Linked DNA regions of Homo sapiens: region 2 is linked to region 1. Evidence: chromatin loops called from intact Hi-C (ENCODE). Cell type or tissue: HCT116. All regions are shown on one strand.

Region 1 (5,000 bases):
GATAGAGACAAAAAAAACCTTCAAAAAATCAACAAATCCAGGAGCTGGTTCTTTGAAAAGATTAACAAAGTAGATAGACCACTAGGCAGAATAGTAAAGAAGAAAAAAGAGAAGAATCAAATAGACACCATAAAAAATGATGAAGGGAATATCACCACTGATCCCACAGAAATACAAACTACCATCAGAGAATACTATAAACACCTCTACACACACACACACACACACACACACACACACAAAAAAAAAAAAAAACAACTAGAAAATCTAGAAGAAATGGATAAATTCCTGGACACATATACTCTCCCAAGACTAAACCAGGAAGAAGTCTAACCCCTGAGTAGACCAACACCAAATTGAGGTAGTAATTAATAGCCCGCCAACCAAAAAAAGCCTAGGCCCAGACGGATTCACAGCCGAATTCCACCAGAGATACAAATAAGAGCTGGTAGCTTTCCTTCTGAAACTATTCCAAACAATAGAAAAAGAGGGAATCCTCCCTAACTCATTTTATGAGGCCAGCATCAAAACCTGGCAGAGACACAACAAAAAAAGAAAATTTCAGGCCAATATCCCTGATGAACACGATGCAAAAATCCTCAATAAAATACTGGCAAACCGAATCCAGCAGAACATCAAAAAGCTTATCCACCATGATCAAGTCGACTTCATCCCTGGGATGCAAGGCTGGCTCAACATATGAAAATCAATAAACATTATCCATCACATAAACAGAACCAATGACAAAAAACACATGATTATCTTAATAGATGCAGAAAAAGCCTTTGACAAAATTCAACACCCCTTCATGCTAAAAACTCTCAATAAATTAGGCACTGATGGAACGCATCTTAAAATAATAACAGCTATTTATGACAAACCCACAGCCTATATCATACTGAATGGGCAAAAGCTGGAAGCATTCCCTTTGAAAACCAGCACAAGACAAGGATGCCCTCTCTCACCACCCCTTTTCAACATAGTGTTGGAAGTTCTGGCCAGAGCAATCAGTCAACAGAAAGAAATAAAGCGTATCAAATAGGAAGAGAGGAAGTCAAATTGTCTCCGTTTGCAGATGACATGATTGTATATTTAGAAAACCCCATCTTCTCAGCCTAAAAACTTAAGCTGATGAACAACTTCAGCAAAGTCTCAGGATACAAAATCAATGAGCAAAAATCACAAGCATTCCTATACACCAATAACAGACAAACAGAGAGTCAAATCATGAGTGAACTCCCATTCACAATTGCTTCAAAGAGAATAAAATACCTAGGAATACAACTTACAAGGGATGTGAAGGACCTCTTCAAGGAGAACTACAAACCACTGCTCAAGAAAATAAGAGAGAATACAAACAAATGGAAAAAGAATTCCATGTTCATAGATAGGAAGACTCAATATAATGAAAATGGCCATACTGCCCAAAGTAATTTATAGATTCAATGCTATTCCCATCAAGCTACTATTGACTTTCTTCACAGAACTAGATAAAACTGCTTTAAACTTCATATGGAACCAAAAAAGAGCCTGTATAGCCAAGACAATCCTAAGCAAAAAGAACAAAGCTGGAGGCATCATGCTACCTGACTTCAAACTATACTACAAGGCTACAGTAGCCAAAACAGCAACTGGTACTGGTACCAAAACAGAGATGTAGACCAATGGAACAAAACGGAGGCCTCAGAAATAACACCACACATCTACAATTGAGGGACATTCTGGCTATTACTCCTCAAAACTGGCTAAATACCTGGCTATTACTCCTCAAAACTGCTGTCATGAAATCTCTCACAGACTAGAGGAAACTGAGGGAACATGAGGACAGAATGAGATGTGCTGTCCTGAGTGGGATCCTGGAACAGAAAAAGGACATTAGTTGAAAAACTAGTGATATTAAAATACAGTCTGGATTTTGACAATAATGTGGAAATGCTAGTCTCTTAGTTTTGACAAACGTATCATGGTAATGTGAGATTTTAACCTAGAGGAACCTGGGTGAGGTGTGTATGGGAACTCTGTATCACTTTATAACTTTATTTATTTATTATTCATTTATTAATTTTTTTTTGAGACAGAGTCTCACTCTGTTGCCCAGGCTGGAGTGGAGTGGCATGATCTCGGCTCACTGCAACTTCTGTCTCCCAGGTTCCAGCGATTCTCATGCCTCAGCTTCCCAAGTAGCTGGGATTACAGGCCTGGGCTACCACACCCGGTTAATTTATTGTATTTTTAGTAGAGATGGGGTTTCACCATGTTGGCCAGGCTCGAACTCCTGACCTCAGGTGATCTGCCCGCCTCGGCCTCCCAAAGTGCTGGGATACAGGCGTGAGCCACTGCGCCTGGCCACTTTACAACTTTAACATAAATCTAAAATTATTCTGAAATTTAATAAAATTACAATGCTACCCTGTTGCTTCACCTCCCAAATTCTAGCCCGTTTTAGAACTGTTTGTAGGCTGTAGAATCTCTCATATCTGCATTATATTATGTACTATATTTCTGCTATATTGAATTTCTCCGGAGAAGAGCAAAATACAGAATACCAAACCTCTCAAAGCTGTGTGCAAGTGCTGTTACATAGTATGACCACTAGATGGAGATCGTGTCCAGGTGGCTAAAACTTAGGCTTCCTTGACCAAGCAATGTCTTGGAGCAGAGTTCACAACCAAATCTCTTTTCTGAAATAATGCAATAGGCATGAATCTCAAGTCTCCAGATTCTAGGATGTAAGAAATACTAAAGGTCTTTGTTTTCTATAAATCCGCTTGTGTACTACTTCAGGAGCCAAAGAAAATGAAACTTCCGTCCTTCTTGGGGCAATTCTCTCTTCCATTTAACCCCAGGGAAATGAAAGGTGTCAATGTTCAGGGTTTTACCAATGAACTAGGAGCCCCTGCTGGCACTGGTTACCTGTTCTCAATGAGGACCACTGAGATGCTGAGACAGGAGATAGAAAGAAATTATTTAGGCAGATAGTGAGGGTAAAAAAGTCCTCAGCAAGGCTTCCCTTTTAACAAAAAGCAGCCCAAGAAAGCATTTTTTTCTAACAAAGAGCAGCCTGAAAATCTAGCTGCGAACATAGATAAGCAAGCTGGAAGCTTGCACGGGTGAATGCCGGCAGCTATGCCAATAGAAAAGGGCTACCTGGAAGCCAGGTATGTTCAACATGGAGGCTCCATCTTCCCTTTTCTTTGTCACCACGTGTACAGTAAAGAAATAGGCAACATGGCGCTGGCCAGGTAGAGAATTATTTGCATAATAAAAGATTAGCGTGGGGTCAGCAAGCTTTTTGGGCCCTATGCAAATGGCATACCTAGCCCTAACCAGTTTTTCGCACCTTATGCAAATGACACTAGTCCCACCAATCATTCGTACCCTATGTAAATCACACACTGTCTCCTCAAGCTCATCTATAAAACCCTCTGCATTTCACCACAGAACCGAAAAACCTGTTCAGGACCCCTATCTTCGCAACAGAGAGAGCTATTCTCTTTCTTTCGCCTACTAAACTTCCGCTAAGCTCACTCTTTATCCCCTTCCTAGTTTTCTGCCGCCGTGAGACAACAAATCTCAGGTATTTACCCCAGACAATGATGTTAATTCAATGTTCATTGTTCCTGCTCCCATGACCTCATCTGGCCTACGGCTGTCTTGCTTTAGTGTCAGGTTTGGAACCTGAGCACCTTGGCAAGGTTGGGGACCAAGGAACATAGGACAGGCCTCTCTGCTGTCCTTCTGGGTCCTTTCACATCCTCAGAGCACTCTTAGGACCCAAGGCACAGATGTCTTCTCCTCCCAGCACCCCAGGACTACTCTTTTGTTTATGCTGGCCTTGCGTCCCTCTCTTCCTCTTCAGGCTGCCCTCCAAGGCCCTCTCTTTCATTCACCTCTGTCCATCTAAAGGAAAAAATGGAGGCAGAATTGACATAAGTAGAGAGTTTATTTGGGCCAAGTTTGAGCACTGCAACCAAGGGGCAGAGACCCAAGTTGCCCTGAATCTATGCTCCCATTAACAGCAGTTACAAGTGGGTTTTTAAAGGAAGTGGGTTTTTAAAGCAGTTCCTAAGTTGCTTACCAAGAACTTACATTAAAATAACGTAAGCTATTGATGGGCTGTAGAATGTTCTTTGTGTCACAAATTTCAGAAACATAAAGACAATGGGTGAGGCAGCTCTTTGCTAGTTTTCTTTTCTGACATCAAACTCTATTCTCCTCAATGGATTTAAGCATCCATAAACAAATGTTAAGAGGAGATGGTTTGAAAGCAATACCTGCTTTCAACCTGCTATAAACCTTCCCTAAAGCAAAGAAGTACCAGCTGCTATTTTCCACAAAAGAAATAAAATGTAAACTCAAAATTCTTCAGTAAGTACCCTGTCACACCATGGAGGCACACCTCTGTGACCAGCTCATAATGGATGCCTCTATACCACCGTTTCCTATGCAAATAGGAAATAATAAAATAATAAAAATATTTAAAAATAATAAAAGCTGCTACTTGCTAGAAAATGCCTTCCTTTGTTACCTTCTCTCTGGATACCAACTCTGTGATAGACCTCAATAAGGATGAGGAGTGTCAACTCCCACAGAACAGATTGGTTGGGAAGTAACTGATCCCTGGATCGCTGCCTACGGTGGCCCTGCTTATGCAGACAGGTGGCAAAGTGAACCTTCCACAACCCTTGCTTCAGTTCATCTTAGTGAATAACCATTGAGCTTTTCCATAGGTAGAACAAACAAACGACCACTGTGATCACTGTCTAAGATTTACCCCCTGACCGTAAGGAGCTTATGCTTTCAGGGGAAGATGCATCCTTAATTGTGAGAAGGATCATGGTGTGGGTTCTCCAGTTCCACAATGACAGGTTATGTTATAGGAAGGGAAAGGTGATGCATCCCGTTGTCTTAAGAGTTTCTACCCTTCTCCAAAGGAAACAACAAAGCAGCAAGTGCCAAGTGCCCTTCCACCTGCTTCTAGATCAAGGCTGAGAACATTT
Region 2 (5,000 bases), 710 kb after region 1:
AGTTGTACATAGTAGGTATTTAAACATATATTGGTCATTAGTATGTCCTTGAGTAAAAGTAATGAGCAGCACATTTAGTCCTAAAATGGCCAATTCTCAAGGCTCTGTGCAAATGGAAATTTGTCCTCATAGCTTCCTGGTATGTATAGTTAAATATCTAGCAACCAGCTAACCTCTGCTGACTTTACATTGGAATTCCACTAGCCATTCAATTTATTTAACCAAGGATAATCTCATTAGGGGTTAAAACTTATCAGAATCATGCTTAATAATCCTGGCATTGTTTTACATTAACTAGGCATTAGAGTTTAGCTCTTAGTCTAAAGAAGGGTGAGCCACATGTTGCAGGTGAAGTAAAAGGGAGAGAAGAATGATTTGGAACCCTTAATTTCAATAAGGTTATGGGGAGAGGTGCTGTGTGCTTATATTAATTTTGAATTATATCATGTGTCCATTAAGTTCAGAAACATTTCTAGGTAGATGTCTATTAAGTGAGAGCTGCCACTCAGACTACGTTATTCTTTTAGAAGAGTCCTTCTTCATCCCTTAATAGACTTAATAACACAATTTGCCATATCCAATTTTCATAACATCAGAACTCATTTACAGATTAACTGCAATTCTTTGTGAAGTAAGGCATAAAGAGGAGGCTAAAATAATTTAGCCCAGCAAATCCCTTTTTTATGATTAATGGGAATAGATCCTCAAGCCTTCTTAAGCAGAAAAGGCTCTTAGGAGAGAAATACCTGTGCCAATAACACAGGCTCTATGTGCCTGTGCTTCTAAGTAGAAGTCGTCTGGGTTGCTTTCCTCCTTGGTCCACACAAATGTGAATGTTTCTCCAGGTTCTTCTGGAGACATGATTCCAGTAGTCCTGATAGCTGTTTGGAGGTCTTCAACTGTTGTTAGGTAGAGTTGGCCAATTATCACACATGATTGAGTGTGTACTTTAAGGATATTGTACTACCTCAAACTCATGACTACCAACTCCCACTGCATTTGTTGATGATTTTTTTTTTTACATGAGAAAGACTAACATGTTGGTCCACGGTCTCATGACAAACAAGGGGCTTTGATGGTACTCTGACCAGATCAGTACTTAGAGTCTTCCAGACAAATGAAACCTTTGTGAAGAGAATTTTGCTAAATTTAACCACCATCTATATATGTGCTAGGTCAAATAAGGAACAACTCATAATGGCTGACCTAAAGAAACTGAGGCACTGATTCTACCTGAGCCTAAATCCCAGAGTTAGGTGGCCAAATAGTGCCTCTTCCAGTGAAATGTTACTGCCGACAAAAATATTTTCCCCTCTGTAAATTGTGATGTAGCGTTCTATATAGCAGATAGATTTCCACACAGATAGATTTGACTGTTAGTGTTATAAACAAGAGAAGGAAGGAACAACAGAGAAAGAAGCAATAAAGAAGAAGGCAATCAGAAGAAGCAATTTCATCTTAAACTTAAACTACCATCCAGAGTAGTCTATGGTCTTGTATTTACTGGGAGCATGAAATAAGCTCATTCTGTCATATGCAGTTGATCATTTAGCACTGGGATGGAGCTGCTTTATTTCACACAGAAACAAAGGACTGGAAAACATTTTGCTCAACAGCAGGAGGCCTTTGCTGTTTCCACAGTGATAGATTTCATTTAGATAATTGAGCAGGTGGGATCTCAAGGGCTGAAAAGTGAAGTCTTAAATAAGTGAGGGAATCTGTCCAAGTTCACAGAATCTAAGAAGGGCAGAGGCAGGATTTAAACCCCTGTGGGCTCAGATTCCACAAACCACGCTCTTAACCTCACTGGGCACTGCCTTTGGGATACAATGATCTCTCAGAAGTATTTTTAAATTATACTGCAACCTTGTTAGCATTCCTGTTTCTCAGATTTTCCATATATGAAACAGTTAATGTGGGAAATAATAGTTTGTGGAATACAGACACCATAAACACACTCTTCTTGTTTACCCACTTTTAAACAATTATAAAACCATGCTCATAGTTAGCAACAACCTGAGACGTTCTCTAGCCCCTCTCCCACCCAAGGAAAAGAATTCCCTCTTCAACTGGAAGTTGCGACACCTACTTCTAGCCGTGGTGTGAACACATCAAATGCGGAGTAGGCACTACCCTGCCAAGTGTCCACTCACTGCAGAGAGCTCCAATTGCTAGAAAAACCCGGCCACCTTATAAGCTCATTTCACTGCTCCTAGTTTTGTCATTTGGAGTAAGGAAGAATCTCCTTCTCCTGCTTTCATATGACAGTCCATTAAAGAACAGACAGTCACCACGTTCCTCTGAGAATTTCTCTTCTACAGGAAACAACATGTAATTAGTTGTCACATTCTCTGGTTTCATCAGTCTGTTTCCTTGTCGCCCCCCAATGGACACCCAGTGAGTTGCCAATGTCTCTTGTCAAAGGTATTAAGACATCACAGAACTGGGTACAGGGCTCTTGATATATCCTGGCCTTAAGTCTCAGGTTCTCCAACAAAGCTGGCAGCCTGTGGTATGCCTTCTGGGGCCAGAGAGTGTGGCATGATCCGAGGTCCTGAGTCTCTCTCTCAATGAGCCCATCATATTGGCTTAACCAAAGCCAGTGGTCTTCAGGACACGGAAAAGGGAGTCCCTTAGGCTCCAGGTTTTTTTCCCTTCAGTTCACACTGGGAGAAGGGTCACAGAGCTCCAGTGAAATCTGGTCCTGTTAGATCATTTGTGGTTGGCTGCAGATGCACATGTGGGCATGTGATAGTTTTGATTTAGATAAAAAGCCCACAACTGAGTGGAGTGTTGAAACCTCAGGGTTATAGACTGGTGTATCTGTGAGAAAACCACAACAAGTATGGTATTTGAAGGACCCTAACATTTTCTTTTGCCAAGTTATTCATTCAGAGCCTAAAAGTTTTCAAAGTATTGTCCCCAACTGAAAGAAACCCTGTGATAACTTGAATTTATTTGTATAGAAGTAACTCTACAGTCGATCAGACTAGATGTCAAATGACCATCTCTACTTAGGGTCTGAATTCCAAGGCATCAGAAAGTTTGCCCTTACCTATAAGACCTTGCTCTTTTAGATTCCTGGGATGATATAAAGAATTCCTGATAATTGGAATAACTGGAATTCCTGATAATTGAGATTCATGATAGTTGGCTGATTAAAAGGTTATCCTCAGAAGAGTATTTGAATTTAAGTGGGAGACCCTTAAGCTTTCAAGATAAAAACTGGCCAGGCACGGTGGCTCACGTCTGTAATCCTAGCACTCTGGGAGGCTGAGGTGGGAGGATTGCCTGAGCTCAGGAGTTTGAGACCAGCCTGGGCAACACGGTGAAACCCCATTTCTACTAAAATACAAAACATTAGCCAGGTGTGGTGGCATGCCCCTGTAGCCCCAGCTACTCGGTAGGCTGAGGCAGGAGAATTGCTTGATCCCGGGAGGAAGAGGTTGCAGCAGTGAGCCGAGATTGAGCCACTGCACTCCAGCCTAGGCGACAGAGTGAGACTCCATCTTATAAAACAAAAGAAAGAAACAAACAAAAAACAAAATAATAACAACCAACCAGACAATCCTACTCAACTAGAATGACTGAATCAGGCATGTGCATGGGATCCATTGCACCACATGGACCCTCGCCTGTTGTGTCTACCTGTAAGGTCAACTCTGCCTGTTTCTTATCCTCTTCCCCTCCTCACAGGGAATGATTCTACTTGGCCAAAGCAGGGACTCACCAAAGCTGTAGGTAAGATGAGGTGGTAGACTTCTAAGCATTTTACATGTGTTTATGCAATCTTTCAAATAACACAAGTATCCACAAGGCAGCTGTGAAGTCACCTGACTGTTACACATGAGGAAAAGGGGTAGTTAAGTTTAGCATAGTGCCACACATATAGTAAATGCTCAACAAATATAGGTGTTACTGGTTTAGAATGATAATATTTTGGCATGACTTAAGCCAAAGTCCACCTCTAGATTATAGCAACAAAGGAAAGTTTTGTTTTGCATAAACACAGTTTCAACCGCTGGAAGGACTTTAGAAAAACAACTTGTAGGACATTGTGAAGCATCCTTTAGCTTTCAGCTCTCCTTGGGCAGGAAGCCCACAGACCAGTGAGTCTTTAGTTTTGCTCTCTAGGCTTGGCCCTTCTCTTCATTTCTGATGCTTCGTCCATACACTGAGAAGGACCAATTTCCATATTCTTCCATCTAAATTCCAGAATGTGTTAATTTCATAGTGGGTATATGTAGCCAGTAGATCAAGTCTCCTAAGAGCTTACCATTATTTAGAGTTATTTTATACAAGGAATGAAATTCTCTTTATTCCACAAGTCTGGCCAGATGACCCCAGTCCCTTCTAAGGTAGTATGCTTTTATTCTCCCCAAACACCTGTTTGATTGAGATGTCAAATAGGAAAGGTAAGTTTCCTAAAAAAAAAAAGCTTCCAAATGAGTTCCCTGAGGTTCTAGGCTTGGGCCTTTTCTAACTAAAATTATGGGCCCAGGGTTTGTGTATCTATCTGTCTGGGGTCCTGAGGAGGAACCCAGTGGGGACAAAAATCCCCATGGCAACGTACTTCTAAAAAACACAGGAGCCTTACAGCAAGACCTAGCTCTGGTTCACTGTGAATTTGCTAATAATTAACTCTAGATCTCTGAGCAGGAACAGTCACATTAGTAGAAGGCAGGAATTCTATCTATACACACAAACTGCTGAGAATTACAGGTGGAGGCCTACTAGGAAATAGAGCAGGTTTCACCAGCCTTGACTAGGTGTCTTTGTCTGAGACCAGCCCATTGATTGCTTGTGGGGAGGGAGTCCGTAGGAGGGAGAGAGTCGTGATTGTATTCTGTGGCGTCTCTTTCTGTTCAGACTATGGGGAGCAAGATAAAAGTGTTCCCAACCATATTAGTGTTCTCTGATTCGTCGAATGTCGGGGTGGAACGGGACCTGAGAGACCATGGACCTCAAAACACCCACTGAGCCTTGCTGGGCTCATCTAT

The links. Hi-C counts contacts between places; a loop is a spot of excess contacts. Peaks named below come from ENCODE experiments on the same cell type or tissue, not always from the same donor. Only the 100,000 strongest peaks of a DNase experiment are listed, where the experiment ranks them.
Region 2: a loop joins it to region 1, with 14 times the contacts of the local background. A loop is called at or near these places in 4 of 110 quality-filtered maps.

What each region holds. Positions count from the first base shown.
Region 1 is chr5:34,472,092-34,477,091 of GRCh38, forward strand. No RefSeq gene overlaps it. Among named protein-coding and RNA genes, the nearest start is that of RAI14-DT, 180 kb to the right of the region's middle. In HCT116, a CTCF peak has its summit at 2,589 (motif pointing right); a DNase peak (open chromatin) is centred at 2,610.
Region 2 is chr5:35,181,005-35,186,004 of GRCh38, forward strand. The region is part of intron 1 of PRLR (prolactin receptor); the gene reads right to left. Among named protein-coding and RNA genes, the nearest start is that of PRLR, 47 kb to the right of the region's middle. In HCT116, a CTCF peak has its summit at 2,374; a DNase peak (open chromatin) is centred at 2,387; H3K27me3 peaks cover 875 bases.